Regions from separate parts of the Mus musculus genome. Here region 1 is linked to region 2. The links are chromatin loops, found by intact Hi-C in ENCODE. Cell type or tissue: heart. All regions are shown on one strand. Links, peaks and the distances in the headings refer to the core of each region. The heading gives the core; the rest is flanking DNA. Region 1 overlaps Cnnm2 (cyclin M2). Region 2 has its middle 24 kb from the start of Ina.

The links. A loop is a pair of places that touch in the nucleus more often than their neighbours do. Peaks named below come from ENCODE experiments on the same cell type or tissue, not always from the same donor. Only the 100,000 strongest peaks of a DNase experiment are listed, where the experiment ranks them.
Region 1: it touches region 2 in a loop (8-fold over the local background); 40 of 42 quality-filtered maps call a loop at or near these places.

Annotation. Positions count from the first base shown.
Region 1 is chr19:46,867,193-46,882,868 of GRCm38, reverse strand. Cnnm2 (cyclin M2) reads right to left here. Exons shown (of 8, transcript NM_033569.3): 5 at 14,238-14,331; 6 at 11,148-11,213; 7 at 5,477-5,661; 8 at 4,289-5,036. The coding sequence ends at 4,827. Among named protein-coding and RNA genes, the nearest start is that of Nt5c2, 87 kb to the left of the region's middle. In heart, for the core only: CTCF peaks have their summits at 4,344 and 6,861 (motif pointing left); DNase peaks (open chromatin) are centred at 4,308 and 6,828.
Region 2 is chr19:46,982,871-46,998,546 of GRCm38, reverse strand. It overlaps a transcript of Nt5c2 not described here and the pseudogene Gm18657. Among named protein-coding and RNA genes, the nearest start is that of Ina, 24 kb to the left of the region's middle. In heart, for the core only: a CTCF peak has its summit at 7,190 (motif pointing right); DNase peaks (open chromatin) are centred at 7,186 and 10,716; H3K27ac peaks cover 2,194 bases.

The sequences.
Region 1 (15,676 bases), core at 3,799-11,798, 120 kb after region 2:
TGGGGTAAGAGCAGCAATATGGTTTTTTTTTTCCTTTTAAACAGAAAATACCACCACCCTCTCACCCAATAAGGGACAACAGAACCCTAGGCTCAGTGGATGAGGGGCTTCCAAACAGTGTCTTAGTCACATGATATACTAACAGTAGAGACATATGTACATAATAAATAATATAAAATAAAGCATATACATTTGTGGATTTAAAGGACTGCAAAAACAAGAAAAGTCAGTCAGTTGGTGAGACTCTTCACAGTAGCCCTGACATGGGTAGTAGTGAATCAGAAGCCAGGCGGGGGCTTTCTAGGGAATGAGTCCATAATTCCCTTGGTTCTAGAGGTCTGGGACCCTAGCTGTTTGTAAGAAACCCGAGTCTCCAAGAAGAGCAGGCACTCATGTCTGTCAGGCCCTTTTGATAATTCTCTTTAGGGTGACTCTGGAAGAATCCAGCCCCAGAAGTAAATCCGCGTGGATCAAATGTGAGCAGCATCGGAACAAACCCTTCTAAGTGAAGCTAGACAGTACCCCAATACATCAGCATCTGAAACATTGGCCCACACCTCTCCTTCCTTCCAGCTGTGGACATAAAAACACCTAGAACCTGGCTCTTGCTATTTTGATAATTGCTTCAAGTACTGCCTGGCACTCTCCATCAAAAAGCATTTAAAACAACTGCACTTGAGATGTCTCCCATGGCTCTGGTATAAAAAGGTTGCATGAGCTATGTCAGCCACAGGGAACTAAGAAGCAAAGGTCCCCAGATGCTCACTTTAGCTGCTATGTCTGGATTGCTCCCTCTGCCTGACTGAGGTGGCCATGGGGGTGCTGGACCACTGGGGACTCTCCAGAAGGAAAACCAGTAAATGAGCATTGATTCCGGGAGGAGGGTGCGGAGGTGCCAGAGGAAGGCTTGCCCATCCCAGGCCCAGGACTCGTAACAGCAGCTCGGCGTCGGAGCACTGCTCATCCTTCAACTAGAAGCAAATGCACCTCAACAAGCTCACCGTTCCGTCAGCTCCTAAAACACAAGTAAATGGCCCTGAGTATACAAGTCCACCGAGTAGGTGCCTCATCGATAAATTTGTATGGGAAAAACTTCCAAATACCCCCACAATCACTTCCATATTCAGCTCAAAACTCCTAATTCTGGGCTAGCCTACAACTTACCCAGTTGTCCTTGTTGGACAGAAGCACCACAAGCCTATGGCCCAGAATGAAAGCAAACATAGCCCAAGAAAGATCCTGGTACCTCAAAAAAGGGTACACCGGTAGCTAAGTAGCTAAACAGCCATCAGCCCTGCACAAGAAAAGCAGAGGGAGGACTCATGCCAAGCCACAGCAGGTTAGACTACATGGTGTGTCTGAAGCAGCCAACCCTCTCGGCTTGCTCCAGGGGACAAGGTGTGTACACTGCGCCAGTCCAGAGGGTTAGCCTGCTTGGGTTTGTCCCTGGGAGACTGCATCCCCTGGGTTGAGGCACAGTGACAGTGGCAGATCCCTGGCAGCCTTCAGAGAAGGACAGAGGTGTTTGTGTATGTTTTCACTAGCCAGGACACAGGCTGAGTCACCCAGCACCTACTTGGTTTTGCTTCTTAACCCAAATAACTTGCGGGCTGAAGATCATGGTCCCTGTGTAACTCAAAATCCTGTCGCTCCATTTTCTAATGCGTCTGGACCTGCCATGTTTTCCTAGATTTGGAAAAGCTGGTCCTTTAGCTGTACAGAGCTGGGGATGGCGAGGGGACTTTTCACAGTTAGTGTTCCGTATCAGTGTGAAGTTCTGCACTGAACACCTGTACGCGTTTCTTGGAATAACACGAGAAAGTGGTTTGTGGCTCAGCTCCCTTCACGTGAGGTCAACTATGCCCACAGAGAGTATGAAACAGGCGGCACCTTCAAATTGGGAACCCAAATTTAAGCTAGCTGACTAGCACCCCAATACTCATGTGGAAATATCAGGATTCTCTTCTCCTAAGACTTTACTAGAGTTTGGACTTGCCTTATGGACAAAGAACAGTAAATGAAGGACCCCCATTAGCAGTGACAGTGTCTGCACACAGGCATCCAGTTCTAGATGCTGTCCTGTCCTCTGCCTGGCAGCAGAGGCATAGGGGCAGGCCCATAGCACCCAGAACTCCCGAGGCCTGAGTCTGTCTGGCCTGACCCCTCCCCTCCATGTTTGCACATGCAGCATTGCAGGAGGGCTTCCAAGCCAGAGCTACATGGAAGGAGCCTGACCATGGCCACTCTACTACTTGCCAGGCTCTCTTGGCTGGGAAGCCCATGAGGTGAGGCCAGAGATGGTATGTGCCATTCCTAGCCAAGATCCACTCAGAGGGGCAAAGAGCCAGTTGCCTCAGGAGTCAACTTGGGAGTGGGAGACTTGGAAACACTGTTCACTCGGACGCAAGCCCTGTTTAAAGATTGAAACTTCTCCCCAGAGCAGCTCAAACTACGGCCGATGGAGGAACTATTCAGAATTCCTGGTTATTATAGAAGTAACTAGTCAAAGATAATTAGTTCATTAATGGAAAATGAACACGAAGCTGGCAGGCCACAGTCTTGATCTCTGAGAACCCCACTCCTCAGCTTCTTTGCAAGAGAACTCTACAGTTAGCTGCCGCAGCGGGTGGTGACTGATGCTCTCCCAGCTAGCTCCCTCAAGTCCTTCATCTCCAGGATCCAGGAACAGTAAAACTCAGAGAGGCCCAAGGTGCTTCTCTTCCAGAGGCTCCTTCCTGGGGCAAGGCTGTCTGAGGCAGAGGTGTACCATGCCTGAGGGGCAGCAGAGTGGAACACTTAGCACTAGAGAGCCTTGGCTGGGCTCCTGACTCCCCAGGCCTCAGGGAAGGGGCCAGCTAGAAGCTTGTTGGAAGGACTCTGGCCCTGGCCACACTCAGAGAGCTTACATCTGAACATAATATGCTCCTTATTAAAATGATATTTTCACCTGGATGTGTTTGAGAAGGGGGTACTCACTGTGTGGGGTTCCCCATGATAGGAACTTCATCCCAAAGTGGCAGGCTAGGTACCGGTAGCAGGTCACTCAGCTCCTTTAAAAGCTACTCTCAACGACCCTCCACTAAGGGCCAGCCTTTCTCAACCCGAACACTCAGGACCACTACCCACTGTCAGTGGGCATGGCACCAGACGCCCGAGCCAAGGTCTGCGGGTGTGGCAGTGATAGAGCACCTGCCAAGGATGCACATGGCCGTGGGTTCCAGTCCTAGCACTCCCGTGCCCATGCGCACGCGCACACGCACACGCACAGAGTTTTCAGAGTCATCAGGTATTCAACAAAGGACCAACCCAACATGTCACCCTCCCAGAGTCCATCCTGGGGTTAGCAGACCTCCTACCTGAAGGAGGAGGCTGGCGCTGAGCCTGAGGGTTCCCTGTGCAGGAAGCCCAGGCCCACAAAGGCTCTCTTCTCCAGCAGTGACCTGGGTAATGAGAAGCCCACTGAACACTGGCCAGGAGTTCATTTGAGTGTATGAGCACTGCCAGCAAATGCAAGGAAGGAACCTTTTAAAAGAAGCCACCCAAGCAGTACCTGCTGACGTGAATTTCATAACACATGGTAAATTTGGTATTGAAGTAAGACAGAGACACACATGAAATGGCCACAACACACATTTGGTTTCTGAATCGATTTGGGGTCAAACTGACTCTGGCTGTATGGGTGGCTCTCTGGCAATGGCCACATCCGAAGCAGGGCCACCTTTGAACAGGGCCACTGCTGAACTCCACAGCCCAGGGACAACATGGGAGGGGCACTTGGCTCTATGGAAGGAAGGGCATTTCATTAGAAACAGGGTCTAGAAATACCTAAGTATATTGTCCACCTCCCACCCTGCCCACCCCACTCAGATAATACACAAGTCCCAGCAGGAAAGAGGCATCCTGTAGCCGCCACCACCACATGTTCATTAAGAAGCCCCATGGAAGGTTTCCACTTGGCACCTGTAGCAGCAGCTTGGGTTAGCAAGAGTGAGGGGTTGGGGTGGGGGCTAGCTGATGTCCCAGACCACCAGAGGTTACAGGAATGGGGGATGAAGTCATTGCCTCCTGCCAATGATAAACCATGGGTTTAAAATTCATTAACATTCATTTTGGTGATAAAAATTCCTTAGGGTGGGAACAAGATCACATCCCCAAGCAAACGTTAAATTAATCCTTCCTGAGGGAAAGGGATGGGGTTAGACATCATATTTTCAAAAGGACACTACGTGCAGAGAGGGCACCTGCAGCTTCCGCCGACACCCACAGTGACGACAGACTTGGCACGTTCTGCAGTGACATGATTTTTCTTCATTCATCCATCAAGTTCGACAGCGACACCCACCGGGCACAGAGGAAAGGTATCCCTCCTGGGGACGGCCAGGGAAGGCCGTTAAAGGGGCAAGTCCATCCTGTCGGGGTCACACGGTGGGGCTACAGCAGAGTTAGCTTGGAAAGACCAACTTCAAACTCTGCAAAAGACACTTAGAAACAAAAACATGATCTCTTGGAAAAAAACATAATGAAACAATTTTTAAATTTCATGCAAATTGAGGGATGAAAGAAACGATAAAAGGTTCTGAAAAAATAAACATGATTCTATTTGGGTGGAAGAAGTTTGTCTCCGAATTCTTGAAAGCCATGCCCCAGCTGTGGATGTCACGTGTCCAGTTTCCATCCCTCCCCCAGCCGTCCTCCGCGGCTTCCAGGGAAAGGGGCAAAGTCTTTGGTCTCAAGGCTGTAGGACGCAGCATGGCAGACAAGCTCAACTAGCGGAAGTCATGGTCAGACCAAGTCCAGGAGGGCCGGACAAGGGGGCCCGAGGGGCCCTAGATGGCGCCTTCACTGTGCAGGCTGTGGTTGGCCTTGTTGTGTGACACACAGTTCTGTTCATTGAGCAAGTTGGCCGTCTCATCTGGCAAGCCGTCATGCAGCTCCGTAAGAGTCAATTCAATTTTAGTATTTTCACTGTCTGAAGACTGAGGCGTTTTGTCCATCCGAGACGCCATCAAGGCATTTTGGTATTGCTGTCTGGAGATCTGGGGCCAGAAGAGGACACAGAAAACAAACCAAGAGAACTTATTTTTAGGTTCTCTTGTCTCCTAATACCGTATCACACACTGAATACCCCAGGAGGCCCAACTCTTTTGCTCTAGGAGGAATCATCCTTGAGTAGAAACTGAGCCACTCTGAAAGGTTCACACCGACTGCCAAGATCCAGCCAGCTCTCACCACTAGAACCATTTCTACATCTGGCCTCTTACATTCAGAGACAAGAAAAATGGTTATCAGCTTCAGCGAAAGCTGCTTGGGTCTCTGAAAGATGGCTAATTCAGGCTCATGGGATGGAATAGAGGTCACTGTGTTTCTCAACCTGCGCTGAGCCCAGGAAGGGAGGTGGGACGTTTTGACAGCCAAGGGGAAGCTGTCAGAAGTGGCTGTACCTGCCAGATCTAGCCGTGCAGCCCTCCCCACTCACCTTGACGAACTGTAGGTCAGAGAGGGCTCGTACTGAGTAGTCAGGGATGTAGACTTGAAGGAAGGAAGAGCTGAGCTGGTTGTTGCTGCTCCCCAAGGTTGGCGTCATGGCGTCAATCCGGTCGCTCCGACTGAGAGAATCTGAGTGATTCAGGCCACAGGGGCGAGGAGGTGACTTATTTTCCCCTAGAAAAGGGAGAGAAAGCGGCCTTTAAAGCACTGTAGGTATAGCCGCTGGAGAACGCTCGCTCCAAATGAAAAGCAATCCCACCAGCGCCCACACATCTCTCCCACAGATACGCACAGCTCAGCTGCGACAAGACCAGGGTATAAAGGCCAAAGCTCAGTAGCTGAGAACCCGCCTTTGAGGGGAGCATCACTAGGTACACAGATAGGGCTGAGGAGAAGGCCCGGGTCACGGACGCTACTACCCGATACTAACAAGGACCATAAAAGGCTCTCCATTATCTGTCCAGGAGCCAAACGAGATTATCAAAGACCCTCTGTCTCCTTTGCCTCTTAGCCATCAGCCAGCTCAGGTATACCATCATGCTAGGAGACAGGAAACCCTTGAGAGGCCTGCTCGGTGTCTTGGTGATATGGGTTTCTGCAGTGATCTCCTTGGAGCAAGCCTCCTGAACCTGGATCCCTCTGGAAAAGCAACGCAGTGCCTTCTCCATACCACCAAGCCATCTCTCCAGCTCCCGTTCCTTGTAGCTTTAACGATGAATTATGTTAAAGGTAAAATACCACTGGGTGTGGTGGCACACCCCTGTGATCCCAGCACTCAAGGGGCAGAGGTGTGTGGATTTCTGAGTTCAAGGTTAGCCTGGTCTATAGAGGGAGTTCCAGGACAGCCAGGGCCACACAGAGAAACCCTGTCCCAAAAAACTAATCAGCCAACCAAATAATAGATCCCATGTCCTCCCTGAGGAGGCCTTTTCATCCCGCTGTTTCAGCCATCTGAGCACAGTAGATGGGCTCTGAATTGCAGAATGCCACAAGGGTAGAGGGGACCCATGCTCCCATCTTCCGAAGCCCTTAAAAGATGCCCAGAAAAGAGCCAGCCTGTGGCAGGTCCTGCCCTCCAACTATCAAAGTCTGTCACTGTGGCCACAGCCTACCTCTTACTTCAAGTGACTGGTTTACACAGTGCCACTGAGCAACTTGAAACCAGCTGAAGACCCCGAAGTACTGCGGTCCCCTGAAGCTTTCCTCTCTTCATAGTGGTACTAAAGTCCTCTGCCCACCCTCACCACCGTGTCCACTGGGGAACTCCTCTCAGGACTCCCAGGCCACATCTCCCTCTTCCACCTGTTCTGCCACACAGCTCACAGTGCTGGCTTCCCACAAGTCAACGTCCGACTCAACAGTGCCCCCTACTGTCCCTGCCACCTCCTGAGAGAACAGCACTCTTAGAGCGGAACTTTGAACGGTGACCCAACTCTGCCCAGCTTCAGAGTCCTTTCTGTAAACTGCACAGTGGTACCCAGCTCACGGAAGATAGAGCGCTGAGCACAGCGCCACACCCAGTGAGTGCCGGATGGACGTGCCCTGTTGACATGTCCCGCTCTCTCCTGCTAGCCTCTCCCAGACCACGCTCCTGGATCAGGTCTTTAAGTTGTATGTTTCTGCATGTATTTTTGTTTAATATATTTAATGTTTTTCTGATAGGATTTTATGCTTTTTGTAGGTCTACAAACAAAACTTCCAATGTAAAGAGCAAGAGAACCTTAGTAAAATACAGTGTAAAAGTCAAACCAACAGATCATTATTTTAAACATTTTATGAAAGTAAAATTAAAAATTGAGGGGTGTGTTTAGTTGTATGAAGATATTTTGAAAAAGCTAGTAGAAAGAGTAGACAATATAAAGCTCTCTCTTCTATGAAATATGTATGTATGCTTTTTGTTGTTGTTGAAATAAGGTCTCTCTGTGTAGCCCTGACTGGCCTGGAACTCACTATGTAGACCAGGCTGACCTGGCACTCATAGAGACGCACCCATCTATTTCTCTCTCTGTCTGCATAGGTTTCTAAAATAGTGTTTACTTCTATGGTTTCAAGGTATCAAAGGCAAGGCACCTGGGTGGCAGGACCACTGCTCCTTGGCAGGTGGGGGTCAGAGCCTGGATTCTTCTAGACTCCCAGTTAGTGAACACTGCTTTCTGATTGGTTTGTTGGGCCCGCGTACACACGTGCGCACGCACACACATGTGCACATGCATGTGATGAACGTCTTATTGTGCCCGTTGTCACAGCCACCCATTGCCCACACTCCTCCTACAGAGCCACGGGCCTGACATGACTGCCTGGGAGCACACCTCCTGGCTTTAATACTGCTCAGCATCTCAAGGACAAGATTAAAATCTTAACACCAAGTAAAGAAAGAGCGGGCTTACAGCACGTGGTCAGCAACACTTGCTAAGCCTTCTTGACAGGAAACAGCAAGCCTTGGGAAATCACTGTTCCCTACAGACTCACACTCAACTTTTGCTCACAAAAAAATGTAGTCATAAAAGTTTAATTATTTTTAACATTAATATAAAATTATTGTAAAAAGATGGGAGACTAGGACCTTTGTGACAGTGCAGGACAATCTGCCACGGGCCAGAGAGACTTCACCAGTTTTCTGTGGTTGTTTGCTACTCTTCAATGAGAGCTGTGTGTTTTCTCAAGAAACTATTGAAAGTTTCTCTCCAGACAGTACTCTGATGTAAACAGGGATCTGGCCTCTTCTCACTAGTCTAAGACCTGAGCAGAATGGTGAAGGACACACAGTGTTCCATCCCAGGTGTGACCAAAAGCAGCAGGCAGGAGCGTCCCCACTCAGAAAGGGCATGCTTGCCTCCAGGATGGACTTCCTCTTGGTCCCAGCCTCCTGCTGAAAACACTGGACCCTGCTGTGGCCTGACAGGGACAGCCCTGGGTCTGACTTAACTCGCAGTTGCTTTCATTTTAAGGATCTCATGAAGCCTTCTCTACCGTGTTATTCATTCCTAATGCAATTTACAAAACAGCAGCGGGGCCGTCTGAGTTCTGTTGCTACTTGTGTACTTTGGATGTCTCACCGAGTGGGGCAATCAGTTTACATCCTTTACCCAAAATCCATGAGATAAAGGACTAAACTTCTACCTGCAAATTGGTCCAAATACACCACAAACCAAACTGTTCAGCGGCCCTGAAGACTCACCTGCAGTGAGCCCAGAGAGCCCAGACCCACAGAGCAGAAGCTGGAGCAAGCTCCACCCACGGCTGGGCTCATGCTTTGCTATCAAATTTGTATGTCAAGGTTTTATGACAGTAAGAAAGATGAGACGCCAATTTTAGCTGGGCTTGGTGGCACCCAACCAGAATCCAGGCACTTGGGAGGCAGAGACTGGAAGATGCTGAGTTCAAGGTCATCTTTAGATATATAGTCAGTTCAAGTTAGGCCAGCCTGGGCTACAAGAGACCTCATCTCAAAAACCAGACAAAACGAAATCAAAGTCAAAACCATTTGAGCTGGACATGGGGGTGCACCCCTTTAGTCCCAGCACTCAGGAGGCAGAGGCAGGCGGATCCCTGTGAGGTACGGTCTGCTGGTCTACACAGGACAGCCAGGGCCACGACCTTACCTCAAAAGCCAACCAAGCAGACAAACAACCCCTCTCAGTATTGGCTCACTTTGCTTTTCTGGCTTTTTGCTTCAGTTTATTTTTTCTATCCTACCTAGGAATCCTTTCTTTTGACTACAAACTCGTAGGCAGAATAATGAACGGAGCCTCGTTTGCACCATAGGCACCTTCTGGAAGGGGCAGGATATCATTGTTACTGCAATGGCAGCAGGCCCGTGGGCCAGGACCTTCAAGGCAGGCCGGCCTATCTACTCCTGCCCAGATGGAGCAGGCATGGTGAAGAGAGCTCCAATTCTAAGGAGACATAGCATGCAGATGATGTACTGGGCTTTGACGCATCAACTTCAGTATCCCTGCAACTTCATATACAATCAGCAAACATGAGTGAAGAATGGAAGAAAAATATAAATGCATGGATGCACGTGAATGCATGTGTGTGTTCTGCTCATTGGTTTGAGTTGAATAGCTCTGTGAATGAATATCTTATGCTTAGACATGCCAAACTTGAAGAGTGTGTGTGTGTGTGTGTGTGTGTGTGTGTGTGTGTGTGTGTGTGTATGTGTGTGTGTATGTGTGTGTGTAGGCCAGAGGTCAACCTTGGGTGTTCCTCACTTTGTTTAGACAATGTCACCCCCTGGGACCTGGGGCCCCCTGATTTGGCCCATCTGGCCGGCAGTGAGCCCAGGGTTCCTGCTGTCTCCACCTCCCCAGTATGGGGATAAAACCAGGCTACTAGGTTGGCTTCTGGGAGCTGGTGCCCGGGTCGTCATCCTCCTGCAGTTAGCATTCAGCAACTGAACCATCTCTGAAGCCCTATGGTAGGGTTCTGAAGGCAGGGTTTTATTCTAGCTATTCTGGCTGCAAACTCACCCTATGTAGCCCAAGCTGGTCTTGAACTCGTGGCAATCTGCGTATTTAAGCCTAAACACAGAGATTAGAGGTGTGGCCACCACACCTGGCTGACAGCAGACTCAAGGAAACAATTAAATTTCTTCCAACGTAAGCATGGGCTCCTCTAAGTATCAGCGCTCTAGCGCATGATAGAGTTGGACTGTATGTAAATTGCATCGGTCAGATTAAAACCTACGAGCTATATGGGAAAAGGGCAACGCAGGAAAGCTGCATCACCCCACACAGATGTCTGACAGTCTACCTTTCTCCAAGACAGGAGCTTCCTATATTATTATGTATTGACCCTGAACTCTCCTGCCTCCGATCCTGCATGCTGGGATACAGGTGTGTACCACAACAAGCTCAATTAAGGCTAAGCAATTTTAATTAAAGAAAGATTAAAACTTTTCTTTGTAGTGGGCGTATTAGGCCTGGCCATGCTCTCCTGCTGGGGGGTAATCAGCTGCTGGTTAGGAAAGTGCACAGCACTGAGCCCAAACAGAGCAGCAGGGTCATCTGCCTGAGGAGGGCAGAGAGTCACAGGTCACAGTGTGTGTGTGTGTGTGGTGTGTGTGTGTGTGTGGTGTGTGTGTGTGTGTGTGTGTGTGTGTGTGTGTGTGTGTGTGGTGTGTGTGTGTGTATGTGTGTGTATGTGTGTGTGTGTGTGTTGGGGACTTGTGGGTGGGAAGGAGAAGTACTCCCAAACTAGGGTAAGTATGGGCTTTTCTCATTTGCCAGGACAAGTTCATGCACTCCCAAGATTCTGTCCAAATTGATTCTTTGGGAAAGGAAAGCAGTCTAGACTCCAGTGCAAACTCCACATCTTATAACATGCTGAAGACGAGTAAGACTCTGGGCAAACCTGGGGCAGAGCTGCAAGGCCCAGACCTGTGAGGTGGGATGAGAAGTGGGACAGGCAGCCACCATACAGACTTTCCCTATGCCCGGTCACCATGGATCCTGGCCCAGAGTTCCTTTCTAGACCTCTGTCGTTTATGTTTTCTGGACAGCTCCATCTTAGGCAGCAGCCTTGGCATTTTCAGGCTGGCAGGAAGCTGGGAACAGCGCTGTGGAAACAGTGTGCAGCCCGGTGGCCAGGCTTCCCCAGGGTCTAGGCAGGCAATGGATCAATGATTGGGTTAGGAGAAAGGAAGCATGCAGAGTTACCTGGAGAGCCCGCAGCTAACACCTCTGTCCTGCTGACAACAAAGGTGCGAGACAGGGACAAAGGAACTGGAAAATGGAGAAAAACAGGGTGAGACCACATTGAAAGGCAGAGACAGATCTTCCCATCCAGGGGACTGCAGTGGACGCTGTCTCACTAACGTGAGCATCCCACCCCACAAGTAGCAAAGCCCACTGCTGTTACATAAAAGGAAGGGACACAAATGACTTCCCCAGAACAGTATGCCACTGGGAAGAATCTTGTCCTTGTGCTCTTTTCTGGAAAGTTCTTAAACCTCCAACACCCAGTTGAGGTCCACAGCTCCAAAACAGGCTGTTCTCAATGTCTGAGTCACAATTAGCCAAGCCTCAGCTGGTAGGGGCTCTAAGAATAGGCCCACGCTGCACTGCGGCGCTCACTCACCATGCGGCCTCACAAGCCCCTGATTACCCAACTCACTGGTATTATTGGTTTCATAATTTTGGCTTGATACTTTGAGTTGCTTGAGATGATTGCAGATTTCAGAGCAGAGGCAACTGTACAGACTGCCTGAGAATGGCAGACAAAGGTTAGGCTCAGCACTGCTCACTCTGATGGGAGACTAGCCCCATCACAGGGAAGACCCCAAGAGCAGGCCAGGAGGGACAGGGCATGCCTTCCCACATGTCCCAAGGACTGAGGGCTTTATTTTACTGCTTTGTGTCAGGACAAGGTCTCAACCTAGAGCCCTGGCTGGCCTGGAACTTGTTCTGTAGGCCACTCTGGCCTCAGTCTCACTGCAGACCTCCATCTCTGTTTCCCCAGTAGACAGCTGACTCTCCATTTACATGTGAACATGTGCGCCGGCCATAGCACATACGTGGGGAACAGAGGGCAACACGTGGGAGTCGTTCTCAAGTCACCAGGCTTGGTGGCAAGCACCTTTACCTGCGATTTCCTCTTGAGCAGACACAGGCAGGCCTTAATGTCCTGTACTGATCGGACATCTCAGTGAACACACAGACCCCCAGACCCAGGTCAGCCTTTGAAATGAATGATGGGGGCCTCCTGGTGAATGGTCAGCTCTTTGCTGCCTTTTGTTGTTATTTTTTTCAGTTGGTTTGAAAGGTCTCTTATGGTCTAGGGTTAACCTCAAACTTACTACTTAGCTCAGGCTAGCCTCATGGTCCTCCCACCTCCTTCACAAGGGCTGGAACTAGTGTGGCCACCATTCCCAGCCTTTTGCTATCCTGTTCTTCGTGGATTTTCCCTACACTACTGTTCACTGTGAGCGAGGCTAGTGTTCAGGTTTAAATAACCAGTCATCAGCAAAAGTGTGTTGCTCTCATCAGTTTACAGAGATGCCTTAAAAATAGGGGTCTGTTAACCTACGCTAACTCGAGACACATAGTCCCAGAACAGTCACAATGATAATACCTTCCTGTGACATAATGTTTCTTCCTGTTGTTCTGTTTTCACACTTTTGAGACAAGGTCTGTGTAGACTACGCTGACTCTGAACTTGTAGCCATTCACCCACCTTTCCCTTGTATTTTAAGGTCACAGCACACTGTCTGCACAGCACCTCATTGTGTCCTCCTGGATATTATGGGACACCAAGGGCTTTTCCTCAGTGTCACCACACAGTGGGAAGGAAGATCACTTTCAAGTTCATAACAAAGACCTTCTAGGAGGGACCACGCAGGCTCATGTGCACACTCAGGGACAATGTCCCTTAGGACAGCAAAGCCTGCACGAGAGAGCAAGGAATCTTGACAGCTTACTGGCTTTTTAACGCTTACATCCTTATGCCAGTCACACTGCTGCGTGGGACAGCAGGGGAAGACAGATGTCACAAAGACAAACTTGCCTGAAGGGTTGCCATTGCTGTTACATTTTTTTTTTTTTTCAGTTTGACAACCTTCCTTTAAAAAGGACTGTGGTTAGCTTTGGCCGTTGTAAATGTTTCCTTGTACAGAATGTCCTTTTGTATTCTGGCCACCAGGTGGCACCACAGCACCTCCGTTTACCTGCCTAATCTACTCCTGGCCAGGGCAGGCAAGCAATAGCAAAGTTGGGTGCTGACACCCCTGCAGGCCCCTCAGACTCTCAGAGAACTTGCTCAATCCCCGTGGTGGCATAACCACGCACCACAAGCAGCCAGCTCTCTAGACAAACAGTAGCAGCAAACTCCCTCAGCCTCTGGGAGATGTAACGGAAAATCCCCAGAAGAGCTACTCTGTGTGATAGACTTAGAATGACTTGGAATGGAGACCAGGGAACACTTCCCAAAACAGGCGGGGCAGGGGGGGGGTGGCCGGGGGGGAGGGGATGTAACAGACACAAGGCTTCTGGAAGTGCTAAGCTTCTAAAAAGTTCTAAAGCTAACTAGCAACTCAGCAGACCCCAGCGCACACACCCACAGAAGACACGCAGCTTCCGCAGGTGCCTCTAACAGGAAATAGCCTTCGGATGGTTAATCTAAGGGTTAGCATCCCTTGAGTTTACAGTCGCCATGGCAACACACCTCTGGTATGTCTCTTGAGAGTACTTCCAGGGAGGTAAATGGGAAAGACACACTCCTGAGAGTGTGGGGACACAGTCCACAGACCGGGGCTCTGGACTGATTTAAAATGAGGGCGGGCGCTGAGCAGCAGCACTCCTCCCTTCTTCCGTAGCCTCAGGTGGCCTTAGTGCATTGCTCAACCATCAGATGAGGGAACTGCAAGCACATAGTAGGGATGGGAAGGAAGCACACCCACGCAGAGCCCAGATGACCATGGCAGCACAACCCGGGCAGAGGAAAACAGAGTCAGCCCACTACATCCTGTGTCCTACAACGTTCGAGAAGTGAGGGGGGACCTCTGGGGGACAGCGATTCAGAGGAGGATGCTTACTCTCTCCTCTCTCTATCACTAAGGCCTTAATAGTCTGCCTCTCCTAGTGTGTACAGCTGTGTTCGCTGGGTGTGGAGACCTATGAAGGCGTATACCCGGGATGGGTACAGCTTCTGTCTCTATGATGCGCATCAACGAGAACCGATTCATGCTGGGCTCAGGGGAGACTGAGGGAGAAGGGCTGCGTCTTCCTGAAACAGATGCCGGGGCTACTCACCTGGAGAGGCTGTGAGGGCCATCACACCATAGTAGGAGAAAGCGCTGGCTTCAAACTTCATGCCTTCTTTCCCAGCTTCCACCTCCACCTTCCCCTGTGGGAAGAAAAGGTGTGACTTCAGCTTCAACGACACAGAAAGCTAGTCCTCCCTGGGCTTGGCCACACTCCTCTCCAATGATCCCAAGAAAGACAAGCTCTGGAAAATAAAGGGGCGGGCATATTCATCTAAACTAGAGAACTGTGTTAGGCTGGACCTCTGGAAATAACGATAAAGGGATCAGTATCTGTGGGCCCACTTAACATTTTCCCCACAGCCCCAGCTCTTCAAGGGCCCTCGGTAATGAAAAGCAGCGGTAAGCCAAATGCTGAGGATGCTCTCAGGGAAGCCTGCCTCAGTGAAGCAGAGGCAGGAGTATCAGAGACCTATGACCAGCCGGACTCTATGAGGCCTTCAAAGGAGGGGGGGGGGCTGGCGTTATGGCTCAGTGGGTAAGAGCACTGACTGCTCTTCCAAAGGTCCTGAGTTCAAATCCCAACAACCACATGGTGGCTTACAACCATCTGTAATGGGATCTGATGCCCTCACAGTGTGCTCACATACATAAAATAAATAAATTAAAAAAAAAAGAGGACGGGAGAGAGAGGAGAAAGGGGGGAAGAGAAGGCAGGCCCGCAGGCTAACACCACACCACACTTTAAATTCACTAATGCCCAGACTAGGAGGCAGACACAGGTGATCCCCCTTCCAAGTCGGGAAAGAGGAACCGGGAAAAGCAGACGATCCAAGAGCAGCCCTCAGCACCTGCCACCCCATGAACATGAACTATCCCATCACCTCCCTAGGGTGCATTCTAGTCTGGATTAGTGAAGACCCTTCTTTTGCACACCCCCTCCGCCTCTCTTTAGGCACGGGAAATCCTAGCCAGACCCTATGAACCATCTTCGACTGTGTGTGGTGCTGCAGCTCTAACCCTGCCCCTCATGTCCTCCAGGCAAGCGCTCTGCCACTCAGCTGCACCCCAGCACCTAAACCCAGAATTTTAAAGCAACCTGCAAAGGAGCAAGAGTTAGAGCATCGCAGCCATGCAGCCATACCCTACCCAGAGGAGCCGCAAGCAGAGAGGAGCCACAAGCAGAGAGGAGCTGTATTCCAATGTGAGGGAGGCAACCACCCGAACATGCCATGAAGAACAGACAGTATGGCCAGGCATGGAAGCACATGCCTGCAGGCCTAGCGCTCACAAAGCAGGGGTAGGAAGATTGCTACAAGCCCAAGGCCAGTCTGGTCTTGTTTCCTGTGCCTAAAGAGAGGCAGAGGGGGTGTGCAAAAAGAAGGGTCTTCAGTAATCCAGACTAGAGTGTACCCTAGGGAGGTGACATAACATAACAAAGTTCCAGGCCAACCTGGGCTGCAGAGTGACATCCTATCTAAAAACTGT
Region 2 (15,676 bases), core at 3,953-11,952:
TCAACTCTGAGCTGATATGTCTTACAGAGGTATGTCTACATTTATTTTTTAGTATGTCTTCCAGAGGTATTTCTACATTTATTTTTAGATTATACAAATTATTGCCATATGGTCATGCCTAGTTTGAAGTTACTTGGAATATGCTCAGCTTATATCTAGCTGCCTGCTGAGTTTCGGGATAGGATTGTTTCTCTAAGTCTGAACGTCTGTTTTCAGTTCTCTTGCCAAATCTGCAGTAACAGGAAGACATTCAGAGCACAGGGTACACTAAGGCATTAGCAAGTCGAATTCAAACAGGCCTATGCACTTGTACACACAAGTATACACCTGAGTGGGGTGTCTTCCATCCCCTCTGGCTCTTACACCCTCTTCTCTTCCATGGGAAGGGATTTGATGGAAACATCCCATTAAGAGCTGTGTGTTTCTCATCACTAGAAGTCCAGTGCACTATCCATTGTGCCACGGTGGTGGCGCACGCCTTTAATCCCAGCACTCAGGAAGCAGAGGCAGGCGGATTTCTGAGTTCAAGGCCAGCTTGGTCTACAAAGTGAGTTCCAGGACAGCCAGGGCTACACAGAGAAACTCTGTCTCAGAAAAACCAAACCAAAAAATAAGAGCCATGTGTTTCAAAGTCTACATCCCTCTCCCTCTCTGTTTCTCTATCTGTGTATCCATGTATGTATCTATGTATCCATGTATGTATCTATGTATCCATGTATGTATCTATGTATCCATGTATGTATCTATGTATCCATGTATGTATCTATGTATCCATGTATGTATCTATGTATCCATGTATGTATCCATGTTTCTCTGTCTGTGTATCCATGTATGTATCTACCCACCTACCTGCCTACCTACCTGTGTGTACTGTCTGGCTGTGGGTCTCTGTGTTTGTTGCCATTGCTGCAGGAGGACGCTTCTCTGACGATGGCAGAGCAGGCACTGATCTATGAGTATAGCAGAATGTCACCAGGAGCCATTTTATCACAACTTTTTTTTTCTTTTTATGACCAGTAGTATTTGGTTTTACCCTAGGTCTCTAGGCTATCTAGTTTCTGGTTCTTGGTCACCCAAGCAGTGTTAGGTCTGAGCTCCATCTTACAGAGTGGCACTAAGTCTAGGTCACACCGTCTAGACAGATACTCTGGGAACCATTCTGAATTCCACTGCAAGAACTGCACTCCTACTTTCAAAATGAGTGTGGATCAGGATGAAATTCATCATGGATGTTGCTCATCGAACTCTTTGGAAGGCAACCGCCTTCCTGTTGTAGCTTCCTTTCTAAACCACGGACTGTAGCGAGGTCCCAGGCTGTTTTGACTCAGAAGGCAGCAAATCCTTAAACAAGGGGAAGCACACATCTTGCAATGATAGACGAGTCACAGATTTCAGCAGATCATAACCAAGCACAATGACTGGTTTCCAGAAACTCGCCGTGGAATCCCAGGTCCACCTAGGTCCAGGGCTGTTCCGTTCTCAGTCCTCACAGTCAGAGGTGCGAGCTAAGAGAGCCACATCGCCACAAGGATCATCAAGGTGCAAATGGCCCAGATGGCACACAGTCACTGTGCGCTGTGATGCTGTGCTGTACGGCCTCTACGACAATGGCCACTGTCCAGATGGCCACAGTCACCACAAACACTTGTCAGTTGCTCATCTGTGTGTAGAGCTACGTACAGAAAACCAGAATGTGTCTCTCGATTTCATCAGCCAATAAGATGGCAAGGCACGGTGAGGCACATCTTCCATCTCAGCACTTGGAAGGCAGAGACAAGTAGATCTCTAAGTTCAAAGTCAGGCTGCAGTACGTGATACATTCCGGGCAGTTAGCACATAGTGAGACTATTGTCTTTAAAAATAAAATAGCCAGTAAGTTGGTCGCAGTCACCTGCAGGATGGTGTCAATGAAGCCCGAATGGAGGGTTGTGGAACAATTGTCAGTCTCTAAGTTCTGAGTCTTATGTTGAACATTAGGTAGCAGCAGCCAGCCTGGCCATTAGATCATAAACAGAAAATAGACACTGTGGTTTGATGAAGGTTTCCGCTACAACCACAAGGTTGGCCAACATGAAGGAGATGTGGGCAGTGAGTCCAAGTCCCATCACTAGCTTGATGGCCGTGTCCCAGTCTATGGAAAGTCACTTCCCACTAAGGTTATAGGAGGGACATGAACTTCCTGGGGAAGCCCTGAGGTTGTCTTGGCTGTGACCTAGTGCTGTGAACTTGCAGGGATGGAAAGGGAGGCAGCTGCCACGGCAGGGCTGTGCTGTAGGTAATGACGTATCCCATACTGCAGTGCCAGATATAGGAGCCAAGCGTATCTGGCACTAACCAGATCCCCCCTGCCTTCTGCGCTCCTTTCCCTTTCCTGCAGAGCTTCCCACGGTGCCTCGGAACCAGGCAACGTGCAGGATCCCTGTGACTTTATGGATATCGCATTTTCTTTTTCTTTTGTAAATGTCCTTTACGAATCAAAGAAGTGCTCACCCCAGTGTTTTCATTATGAAAAATCACTAGATTCTGTAAAACTGTCTTCTCTGTCTGCTGATGTGGTCACGCATGCTCTGTGTCCTTTATTAATACGGTGTTTCACACTGGTTGATGCACCGTTAACAGGCTAAATCTCATTTGGTCACTGCATACCAAGTTCTCCTAGTGGGCTGCTGGATTTCGCTCGCTAGTATTGAAGGCGTCTGCATCTGTATGCAGAGTGGGTGTCAGTCTGCAGTTGTTTTTTGGATTTCTCGAACTGATGATATTGAAGACTACCCTCATGTAATGGGTAAGAACATGGTCTCTCCAAGAGTCTTAAAATACTGTTGATTTTCCTTTAAGCATTTGTAGAATCTATCAATTCTACAAATGACACCACAACAAGGCCTTCTAAACTAACCAAGCAATGCTCATATGAATCACAGAGACTGGAGCCGCAAGCACGGGGCCCACACGGGGCTGCAGTAGGTCCTCTGCGTGTATATTACAGCCTTCAGTTTAGTGTTTCCGGGATCCTGAGTGGGTGAACAAGGGGGGGGAATCTCTGATTCCTGTGCCTGCTCTTGGGGCTCTTGCCCTTTTGTTGGTTTGTCTTGTCCAATTTTAATAGGATTTTTTTTTTTGTAAAATTTTGTTATATTTTATTGTTATCTCCTAGAGGTTTCTAATGGGAGACAGAGAAGGAGTGGGTCAGGATGGGAGAAGAGGGAAGGGAAACTGTAATCAGGATACAGTGGATAAGAAGAGCACCCATTTCCAATAAGGGGGGAGGTGTATAGTCTGGTATAAGCCAGAAAAAATCCGAGTTCACACCTTCATGGAGCCACTTGGAAGGTAAAGGCAAGGTTGATCAGGAGTTCAAGTCCAGCCTCAGCTACATAGCTTGAGGCCAGCCTGGGCTATATAAGACCCTATCAATAAAAGAAAGGTTGCTTTTCTGTCACTTCTGTAACTGGAGGCAAGGCAAGTCCAAGTGGAAGAGATTTTCCGAGTATAGTGTTTACCCCTGACTGCCTCATACTGGAGTATGAGTCGAGGAAGAGCGCATTGCTTCAGGCCGGGGTTGTGAGGTGGGATCCCTCTGCAACCTGGGGTGGTGCAGTAGGGTAAAGGGTGGGGAAATGCAGGACAAATAAATGTCATGGAATCTCCGTAGAGACGTGACAGCCATTCCTCGCCTCTCATTCGAGAGCCTTTGTTTCCTGAATAATATAACTGGCAGGAGATGGGCAAAGAAAGCCCTTGGCTGGGAGGAGGCATTAATGCCCGCCCGGTGAGTGGTGAGGTGAAGGGATGGAGTGTCAGGTAGAGTTGTAGCTGAAAAACCTCTCAGTCAGCCGTCCAACCCAAGAGCAGCGGCTGAGCCTGTGAGGGTGTCTGTGGGCTCCAGCACAGAGCATTGCAGGAAGCCAGGGCAGGAAGGCCCCTGGGCAGGGACAGGGTTATATTGTGAGGGGGTCTTTCTCTATCTTTATCTCCTTCTTTCCTTCCTTAATTTGTTTATTATTCTTCCTCCTTCTCTCCGTCAACCCAACTCCCCCACCCCCGCCCCCCAACACACACACACAGGGTCTTAGGCGGGCTGGTCTCAAACTCATAACAGAGTAGAGTCTGGCCTTGAGCTGTAGCCTCCTCCTCCAGCGTTGGGCTTCCAGTCTCCACCACATCCCATTCAGGGGGGTCTTCAGCAGCTGCACACGCGGCTTGGGAGACATGGTCAGTTCCATGTGCCTCTCACCAGGCACATAGACCCACAAACATGTGAACAGAAATGTGTTTACTCTCTGTCCTTGAAGCACTTGGAAGGCAAACTTGCCCCTTTGGTGTGAGGAACCAGGCATGCTGGACAACTCGAGGCGAAGAGAAAGCGGTACCACAGTCTGCGAGGCTTCCACAACGTGTGGTAAAGTTGGTTGTATTGTGAGTGACCTTGCCTGGGTCCCAGGCTGCTTGCAGGTCAGTTAGGGTCATGCTGGTTGAATAAATTGAAACTGCTCCTGAGAACCAAACTCTGCCCCATCTTTTCCCTCAGGATTCCTTCTCCAGGTTTTTGGAGCCCAGGCCTAGGATAGAGGAAACAAGGACCCAGAATCGAACAGCCGGGCTCATCCTTCACCACGCTGTTCCCTGAGTTTTCTTTCAAACAGAACTGTATCCCTCCCTAAACACCATGGTGGGGGTTTGTTCCAACTTGAGACCCCCCCACTCCATTCCTTGTTGCTGCTTCTCACAAATTATTGGTGGCTACAAAATGCTCAGTGTTTTATAGTGTTGCTCACACATGCATGCTTTCTCTTTTTTCACTTTGGAGACAGGGTTTTGTAGAGCCTGAGCTGGTATTGAACTCTTGATCTCCCTGTCCCCACCTTCTGATTGCAGAGGTTACAGGCGTGTACCACCTGTCTAAAGAACACAGACGTTTATTTGATTTTTAAAATACTTACATACTTATTTTATATGTATGAGCAGTTTTTGTCTCGGTATATGTGTATGCGCCAGCATGTGAGCGCCTGATGCTGGAGAAGGCTAGAAGAGGGGTTCGGATCCCCTGAAATCTGAGTTAAGGATGGTTGTGAGCCATGTGTGGTCCTCTGTAAAAGCAACAAGTCCTTGTAACCTCCAAGCCATCTCTCTGTCCCACTTAAATTTATTTTAAAGAAATTAATTAGAATGCTTATTCCTTCTCTAGGAGGTGGTGGTTAATGGCTTGGAGCTTTTAAAGCATCTCCTGGAAATGTGGGCCGGATTTCCTGGAAATCTGGACCGGATTCAAAGGCTCACCTTTCAGTGTCTTCATTAAGAACGGCCTAGTACATCACTCTCCAAACTCAGGGGGTTTTGAATTCTTTCTCAGTTGCAGGCGCGAGAGTTGACTCAGGAGATTTGACTTGTTCTCTGTACCCGCCGTTGTTAGCGTATGGTTTTAGACCTACACTTCTCCCTGGCTGTGTGGTCTACATTAAGTCACTGAGGTTTCCTTTTTCCAGCTATAAATTGAGACAGTAGCAAATTTGCAGTAGAATTGCATTAAAGTGGCCATGGAAAGTTATAGGGGGTTGGTCTGGTGCTACTATGTATTCAAAGGCTAAATACTGTATCCCAAGACCTGGTTACTCCAAGATGAGTGAATCTCACATACACCAGCTTTTGTTGTGCAAACCTTGTGCCCTCCCCCCCCAAGTTATCACTGATTATAATAAGGATACCTATAGCCTGGGCTGGGCAGAGGGTAGGGGACACAGCAAAGATCCCCGGACTTGGGGTCTGAGGTAGGACCATGAGGAGGAGGAGAAGGAAAGAAGACACCACTGTGTAGGTGGCCATGAGGGCTGGCCTGATGGAGTAGGCATGGCCCAGGTGGAGCACGGCCAGTGATATCCCCGGGAACAGCACCAGGGAAGCAGACAAAACAGCACAGAGGATTGGTGTCTGCCCAGCTCTAGTGCTCTTTTTTTTTTCCCCTCAAAGATTTATTTATTATTATAAACAAGTACACTGTGGCTGTCTTCAGATGCACCAGAAGAGGGCGTCAGATCTCATTATGGGTGGTTATGAGCCACCATGTGGTTGCTGGGACCTTTGGAAGAGCAGTCAGTGCTCTTACCCACTGAGCCATCTCACCAGCCCAGCTCTAGTGTTTTTTTGTTTTTTTTTTGTTTTTTCTTTCTGAGACAGGGTTTCTCTGTATAGCCCTGGCTGTCCTGAAACTCACTTCGTAGACCAGGCTTGCCTTGAACTCAGAAATCCGCCTGCCTCTGCCTCCTGAGTGCTGGGATTAAAGGCGTGCGCCACCACGCCCAGCCAGCTCTAGTGCCCTTAAGCTCATTGTAAATCTGAAGATTTCTGTGTCTTTTATCTGGGAACAATATGGTCTGAAGTGGAGTAGAAACCCCTTAATATTCAAAGACAACAAGGGGGTGTAGCAACCCCAGAATAATAATTATCACAACAAAACATAATTGAGAGCGTGTATGGGCAAGTACCCAGCTCTGGTTCTGGCCCTCATTAAGCACTCAAAAGTATGATTCTTTAAAAATATACATAGTCGGACTGGAGAGATGGCTCAGTAGTTAAGAGCACTGACTGCTCTTCCAGAGGTCCTGAGTTCAATTCCCAGCAACCACACAGTGGCTCATCTGTAATGGGTATCAATGCCCTCTTCTGGTGTGTCTGAAGTGTGCACATCATATTAAAAAAAAATCTTAAAAAAAAAAGAATATATGTAGTTAGCTCAGGCTCTGAAAACTGTTCGAACAGTTTTGTAAAACGGGAATTATATATACATATATATATATATACACATATATATGTGTATGTGTATATATATATGTGTATATATATATGTATATATATATATATATATACACCTCTATAGTTTAGAAATAACTCATACAGGCAACTAACCCAATAAAGGAGACATTGAAGAAAGTTTGGGGAGATTTGGGCTGATTAGGGTCAGGGTTCTTTTGGACGAGTCAGGATCTGAACAGGATTTTGCTAAAGATTTAAAGTACGGATGAGTACCACTTATGAAGTACAAAGACATAAGCCACACAGAGAGCAGACTGGCTCTTGGCTGGGATTGAGCCTAAGGCTGTTTCGGGGGCAAGGAGTTTAAGGTTTTTCCAGGAGTTACCCAGTGAGCCCAGAGAAAGACTGGTGGCCGGTCTCTGTGCAGTTGGTAAATTTACCACTAGGGGGCAGTGTTGACCAACAGCTTGTCCCTTGCCCAACTTAGGATTTGAGCCAAGGTCTTGGTTAGTGGAACACTTTGAATAGAGGTCGCAGTGCTGATCATTGCAAGCAGAGCCTGCGTGGTGAGTGTCAGGACCTAAAGGTCAGGAGTTGAAATGTATTACTCAAGGTTTTAAGAAATCTATTTATTTGTTTTTGGTTTTTTTTTGTTTTGGTTTTGGTTTGGTTTGGTTTGGTTTTGTTTGGGTTTTTTTTTTTTTTTTTTTTTTGGTTTTTCGAGACAGGGTTTCTCTGTATAGCCCTGGCTGTCCTGGAACTCACTTTGTAGACCAGGCTGGTCTCGAACTCAGAAATCCGCCTGCCTCTGCCTCCCAAGTGCTGGGATTAAAGGCGTGTGCCACCACGCCCGGCTAGTTATTTGTTTTTTAATTTTTGCGATCTCACTATGTAGCACTTGATTGACCTACAACTTGCCACGGTGACCAGATGGCACTGAGCTCACAGAGAGATCTGTCTGCTTCTGTGTCTTGAGTGCTGGGATTAAAGGCACGAGACACCACACTCCCCTTCCTTCCTTCCTTCCTTCCTCCTTCCTTCCTTCCTTCCTCCTTCCTTCCTTCCTTCCTTCCTTCCTTCCTTCCTTTCTCTCTCTCTCTCTCTCTTTCTTTCTTTTAAAGATTTATTTATTTTTATTATATGTAAGTACACTGTAGCTGTCTTCAGACACTCCAGAAGAAGGAGTCAGATCTCTTTATGGATGGTTGTAAGCCACCATGTGGTTGCTGGGATTTGAACTTCGGACCTTCGGAAGAGCAGTCAGGTGCTCTTACCCACTGAGCCATTCCCTGCCACCCCCCACTTTCTTTTAAAACTATTGATATGTTTGCATGTATCTGTCTGGTGTGTCTGTGTGTTTGTGTGTGCATGCACGTGTGTTTTCATGTCTGTGAGTGTGGGCACCACACCTGCCCTGGCTCACATGTAGAGATCAGAAACAACTTTGGATGTTGGTCTTTGCATCCCATCTTGTTTGAAATAGGGTCTCTTGTTCTCTGGTGCAACCCTAGGGTAAGTGGCCCACAAGCGTCTGGGAATTCTTCTGTCTGTGTTGCTGTAGAAATGCTAGGATGATGCACTGTAGGGCATATGGGAGCTTGTTACCAGGCAGGCATGAGAAGTGGTCAGGCTGAGTGAGCGCAAGTCCCAGGGATCTCGGGATTGAGACCGGCAGGAGCGGAGCCGTTCCCTGCCGCCTCTACCTGCCCTGGAACAGAAACCACAACACCCCACTGAGGACCGTGGTGATCAGTCATGTGGCATAAAAAACCTCAAGTACTCCACACTAATGAGGTACCTAGATAAGCCCCTGAGGGTTCAGCCAATTAGCTTCCCTTCCTGTGCACTCCTTCCCGCAAAAGGTATTTGATCCCCGGTTCACCCTGAGTGAAGTGTATGCAATTAATATCCACCATCAAATAAACCAATATGACCAAGCAAGCTGCGGGGAAGGCCTTCATCTTAAAGAGCCTCGCCTAAACTCCCGAAGAAGTCCTTCTCTCTCTTCTTCCAGAGCTCACTTGTAATCAGACTGGTCCCGCCCTTCCTGGACTCTGTCTTCCCCTTCCTGTCCAGTGCATGGATGCCCCAAGGGGAAGCATGGACCATGGACCCTGTGCCCCGACTCCCAGCTGTATGCCAGTGGCGCCCAGGTACATAGGAGACTGGGAACCACGGCATAGGTCCCAGACCCCGCAGCAGACCACCATTCTGGGGACTTCGTTCTGCCTCCCCCGAGCTGCATGCCAGCTGTGCCCAGGCATCCCAGCGGCAAGGCAGGACGCAGTTCAGCAATGCACACTACTGCAATGGCTTCTGGGTATCTACCCACAAGGCCATCTCCCCATCCTGAAAGATGTTTTTAAAAAAAAAATACTTACGAATTTATTTCTTTAGTTTTCATTTCTTTAACATCTCTTTAATTCAATAGCCAAGGAGTGAGGCAGGCATTATTATTCTCATTGAACAAATAATTTATCACTGGGTCTCTAATTATCCCACCCTACCACCCAGTGACGAATACAATCTGCTTAGCTGGCTACTGGTTAATGTAACATAATGTAACACAATATAACACAATGTAACAACTGGTGAAGTGTAACACATGGAAGGAATGTGGGCCTTGGCTTTGGCTGACTTGGAGATCATATGGGTCAGCTACTTGAGTCCAGGAGGCCCCAGCAGTGACTATACATCACTTTAGCCACCTGTAAAGGCCCCTCCCGCCAATGAATGGCTGGTTGCCATCCAGGGCTATGCAGAGAAATGCTCGCCTCTCCCCTCTTTCTGCAGGAGCAGCCAAGCAGATCATGAACCTGAGAGCCCAGCGGTTGGTTCCAGCCTCTGGGTCAGGGGGCAAGGAGGCTGAAGGGAGGGGAGTGCCTGGGCACCCTGCCACAGCTGCACCTTTAGTTAATATTTATTCTTTCTTTCTTTTGCCCAGAGACTAGGGGAGCCCAATCACAGATAGTGAAGAAAACTCCAGGGCTAGGAGAAGCTGGTTCCTGTCAGGGGTGACTCAGGCAGACCTTTACAGCAGGCAGTGCCCCCACCTGGCTCTGTGCAGGTCTTTTGTGTGGTTGTTAGAGACCACACTACTTATCTGCTCAGCAGAGCAGTCTCCTAGGAGTGCAGGAGGGTGCGGCTGGGTAATGGGTACAGAACAGTTTTATCTTTCTGCACAATGACTTTCCCTGGGGGGGAGGGGGAGACCCCTGGGTCTCTTCAGGGCGTGGCACCCCTTTTCATTAAAACTGCCTTGTCTTTCTAAAACGCATTTTGTTAGTGTTTTCTTTCCCAGAGGGGACTTGTAAATTGAGCTCCTTATTCCTCAGCGCGATATAGAGCTGACCAGAATTTCTGCCAACTCATTGTTCTTCCTCTCTGTGAGCACGGCTTCTCAGCGCCGTGAACCACCATCTTCAGAGTCATTAACGACATGATTTCTGGACCCCAGAGCAGCTGAATTTAGAATGTAGCTCCTTAGCCCCAGAGCACAGCCACTGTTGGCCCCGCGAATCTGTGTTTGGATAGTTGTACTGACTCTCGTGGAGGCTGTAGCGTAAGGACCGTTTGTTCAAGCAAGACCACAGCATTTCCTGACCTGAGCGGTTGAGTTGTAGCCACTTTCCCTACTTGGGCCTTTTCTTCAACCCTCCGAAGACAGAACTTACCAGACACTTATTTTCTGATTCCTGAGGATCATTTATTTCAGATTCTTGGTTATTATATATTTTTAAAAGCAGGATGTCATTTTACAATCTGTCCTGATCTGTAATTGCCTGCATATCCCACCCATGACCTCAAACTCACACCAATCCCCCTGCTTCAGCTCCTTGCATGTAGAGACTATGTTGAACTACCAGACTTGAATCACTTCACCATTCCCGACCTGTGACGACATGACTGCCACTTCAGTCAGGCACACCCCGGATCTTGTCATGACACTGGGGCTCAGCAATGCCAGCCTTCTGGTTTCTGGCCAGAACGTCCTGTCTTTAGCCTGCTTACTTCCCCAATACCCAAGCCTGCTCCCAACTGCCTGCCTGCCTGCCTGCCTGCCTGCCTGCATCTCTCTTTGAAAATAAATGGCCTTGGGCTTCGGAGATGGCTCGGTTGGTAAAATGCTTGCACAGGATCTGAGTTCAATCCCCAGAACCTATGTAAAGATTTTTGGGTGTGATGGTGTGCCCTTGTAATCCCATCGTTGGAGTGGCAGAGACAGGAGGATCCCTGGGGCTGTCTAGTCAGGAAAAGGCTCAGTCTCCAAGGAGGCAGATGGCCTGATGATGAAACCCGAGATTGTCTTCCAGCTGCTACATGTGTGTGTGCGCGCGCGCGCGCACACACACACACACACACACACACACACACACATGCATGGTTTTTTAAAGGCAGTAATGGCTCCCTTTCTTCTTTTACCACTTCTCATCTGAGTACACACCCTGGGTTGGGGACCTTAGTACCACCCCCACCCCACCCCCATCATTATATCTCCCTTCCCTTCCTCTTGCCTTTGTCCTTCCTGACTTCTTTCTGACTACTCAAAAACTCATCCCAGCAAGGCCTCTTCTGGTAGCCATGAGCTGATGCTGTAAGTGTCTCGCACATTGGAAGAGAAGGCGGTGCCCCTGCTCGCTCAGCCTGGCCCTGTTCCTTTGCCCTCCAGTGCAGTAACTCCTAAGGCAGTCGTGAGCTGCCTGACATGGCTGCTAGGATCCGAACTCACATCCTGTGGAGGAGCAGCAGGTTCTCTTAACTGCTGAGCCATCTCTCCAACACTGAAATTACATCTTTTTTTTTTTTTTTTTTCGTTTTTTTTTTCGAGACAGGGTTTCTCTGTATAGCCCTGGCTGTCCTGGCACTCACTTTGTAGACCAGGCTGGCCTCGAACTCAGAAATCCGCCTGCCTCTGCCTCCCTAGTGCTGGGATTAAAGGCGTGTGCCAACACGGCCGGCTGAAATTAAAATTGCATTTTAAATGGGGTTATTGGATATTAGGTTCCCTTATGGGTTTTTTTTTTTTTTCATATCTCCTTCAGTCTGGCTAACCTCCTAACCCCCTTGCGTCCCCATCCCCCACCCTTTCCCTCCTGAAGCATCTCTACCTTTCTACTTCCCTCCCCCTCTTCGGCCATCCCCCCCTCCCCCCCACGGCTTTCTTCTGGTTTTCTGGCTTCTGCAGGTATGAAATGCAAAAAACTAAAAATTCAAAGCTGGGATCTGCATATGAGGAGAACATGCAACATTTGTCTTTCTGACCTTGGGTTACCTCAGTTAGTATACAATTTTAAAGTTTTCTTCATTTTCCTAGAAATATTATAATTTCTTTTTTTAACAGCTGAATAAAATCTGTGGGTGCGTGTATGTATGTGTTGTGTGTTTATGTGTGTATGCCTCTGTGTGTGTGTGTGTGTGTGTTGTGTGTTTATGTGTGTATGCCTGTGTGTGTGTGTGCATGTATGTATGTGTTGTGTGTTTATGTGTGTATGCCTCTGTGTGTGTGTGTGTGTGTTGTGTGTTTATGTGTGTATGCCTGTGTGTGTGTGTGCATGTATGTATGTGTTGTGTGTCTATGTGTGTATGCCTCTGTGTGTGTGTGTATGCGTATGTGTGTGCATGTATGTATGTGTTGTGTGTTTATGTGTGTATGTCTGTGTGTGTGTGTGTGTATGTATGTATGTATGTATGTGTTGTATGTTTATGTGTGTATGCCTGTGTGTATGTGTGTGTATTGTGTGCATATATGTATGTGTTGTGTGTGCGTGCGTGTGTACTGCCTTTTCATTATCCAAGTCCATTTCCTAGCCATGGAGAGTAGAACAGCAGTGAACATGGACGAGCGAGCAAGCGAGCATCTCCGCGGTCAAATCTGGAGTCCTTTGGGTACTGGTCAGGGGCAGGCACGTGTCCCCTGCTTGAGGTCTGACTGGAGAGGACCCACTGTTTTCTTCTGTCGTGTCATCAGGGATGCTTCTTGGTTTGGAGACACTGCATTCCTTCCTGGTCCTCTGTCACAGCCATCTCTTTACCACCACACATACCCCTAACCCCGCAGAGCAGCAGACCCAGTCTTGGGAAGTCAGAGGTTTTCTTCCAGTACCTTCTTTAAACTGGACAGGGGTGACTCGGGCCTGGGCAGGGGATCCCAAAGGGATTAAGGGAAATGAGGCTTCTTTATTGTTTGTTTGTTTGTTTGTTTGGGACAGGCTCTCATGCAGCCCAGGCTAGCCTCAGTAGCCTAGGCTAGCCTGTCTCACTATAAAACTGAAGCTAATCTTGAATTTTCTTCTGCTACCACTTCCCAAGTGCTAGGTTTATGAGTCACCAGGCCCTGCCCAGGAAATGGACCTTTTGTGGTAGAGGTGACAGCCTTGCTTAAGTACCTTCGGGAGGTAGAACTGGTGCCACAGGGCAGTCCTCAGAAGACCTCAGAAGAATGGAGTCATCGAGAGGGCTGGCAGGAAGACCAGGGGAAGAGGAACTGTGGAGCTTAGAGCCGCCCCTGCCATAGCCGCAGCCTTGTCCAGGAGCCACTTGTTGCTTGTTCTGTATGGGGACCGTGAGTGGACACAAGAGAAAGAAATGTAACTTTCTCCCTTCTACAGTAATTCTTGGGCCATACCATCTCAAGCCTGAGTCGCCTCACCCAGGAGCCTCAGTTCCCAGTGTCGGAGGCCTTTTTCCACAGAGAGGTCTGTGGGAAGAGACCCTCACCCCTAAAACTCCAGGACCTGTTCACAGGGACAGGGAGAACTGTGGATTGTACTGGAGAGTGGTTCTGTCCAGAAGTTACTATCCCCCATCCTTGAGAGAGTCCTGTGAGGCTGCTGAGGGAGAAGGAAGTCTCGGAGACTGGGTCCTCCGAGGGCGGGGCTGAGCACACACTACAACATGGAGACTTTCCGCCATAGTGCAGATGCCCTGGCCACCAACCTTCAGCCACGTCTGTGTCTGTACAGCTCACCAAAGGTCTTGAGATTGAAAACATTGGAAGTGAAGAGGTGGGGGTCTTATGCCCGGTACAGAACACCAAAAGGTGGCCAGGGATTGACAGGCATTGAGAGAATTCACCTGCCCGAGCACAGTAGGGAAGTTTACTCCCGTACAGAGTGTAACAGGCCAGAGCAACCACAGAACAACACTCTGTTTTATCCAAGCGTGTTTATTGTGGTGTTTACTGTGTGTATGCATGCATGTGTCTGTATTTGTGTGTGTGTATGTGTCTGTCTGTCTGTCTCTCTCTCTCTTTCTCCCTCTCCCTTCTCCCTTCCTTCCCTCCCCCCCCCACTTCCTGTGTCCCCATCCCCCCCCCCCCCCCCCCCCCCCCCCCCGTGTCACGAGGCATTGAACCAAGAGCCCGAGGCATGGTAGCGATGCAATAGAACCAAGAGCCCGAGGCATGGTAGGGAAGCACTTTTACTACTGAACGCTACACCTTCTCTATCCCAGCCTTTACCATGGTGAATGCTTAACAAACTGCATAACGAAGCTCCCACCGGTGCCCGAGACACAGCCACAGATGTCATTAGATTGAACTAAGTAAGCTCCAGCCCCAGTGTGCTTGCTTCTCGGCGTATGCCATGCCAGGTTACCGTCCCCTCGTCTGTGGGTTTCTCCCCTGACACAGAACATATCCATTTCCAGCAGAAGTGTGTGTTATCTCACCCCTGCAGAGGCAGAGGCAAGACATCGGCTTGGTCTCTCTGAGGTCGTTCTTGGTACATTTTAAGGTTGAGGTCAGCCGAGACTGTATGAAACTGTGTCTTTAAGACAAACAAAAAGGTACCATAAAACAAACAGGACTCCCTCCCCACCAGTACTGGTGTGCAGGGCATGGGGGTGTGGCTTGTTCAGTGATAGAGTGTGACTGTTCTTAAGGTGCATGGGGCCTGAGGTTCCATTCTAGACTGCAGCAAACAGCACGACACCTAAATATCAATCCAAAGACCGTCATTTCCGTGAGCGAGGCAGAGCCTGGCATAGGTGTTTCTTAAAAGCTACCTCGGAAATTCCATTGCGTGGTCATAACTGAAAACCACTGATCTAACATTTCTTCCTGATCCGAGATGGATGGGAGAAACTGGAGCTGCCGGAACTCCCTGGAGGCTGGGGAGTGGAATGTCTCCAGACAATGCCCTCACCTGCTGCTGCTGCTTTAGCTGGAAGCAGGGCTGAACAGGCTCACTGAGCTGGAGTTCCCAGAGTACGCGTGGGTTTCTGAACGGTTCAATCTAGCAGCTGACTTCAAGTACGAGAGACCTGGGCCCTCCCCAACACTGCTGTTTGAGCTTTGAATCCAGGTGTACTGGAGTTTTAAACCACAGTTCCAGTCAGGTAGAAGGAAAGGGGGCCAGTGCGGGGGTGGGGGTGGAGGGTCACTGGGTCAGGGCACTCCCTGCCAAGTCAAATAGTCTGATGTAAGCCCTGGGCCTACGTGGTGGAAGGAAAGAAGTGACTCCTGAAAGTCGTCCTCTGATTTTCACACACATACCCTCTCCAGCCAGACATAATAAAATGTGTGTGCATGTTTTAAAACAACAACAACAAATACATGAATAGAATCAAGTCTCCCAATTACTACGAATCTTAACAAAAATTATAGTGTGTTAGTAGTTGAATCCGTAAGCAGGTAAGCTTAGGGAATAATTTAGCAACCTGGAACTCCACTTGGTTTGTGCTGTATGTACACTTGTAACAATGTTCATTCTGAAACAAAACAAAACAAAACAACCATGGGACAACTTCCCTATCAAGGCATGGGAATGAAGGGGCTGATCTGACTTCTCTGGGCTGCATGCTCAGTAAGGTAGACTTTCCTCGGAAGGAGCTTTTAGTTAAAAACCTCTATAACCTTATACCTATGCGTAATTGGATGAACAGATGTAGCATGGGAAGGAACATTTGCAGTAGAAAAAGAGTCATATAA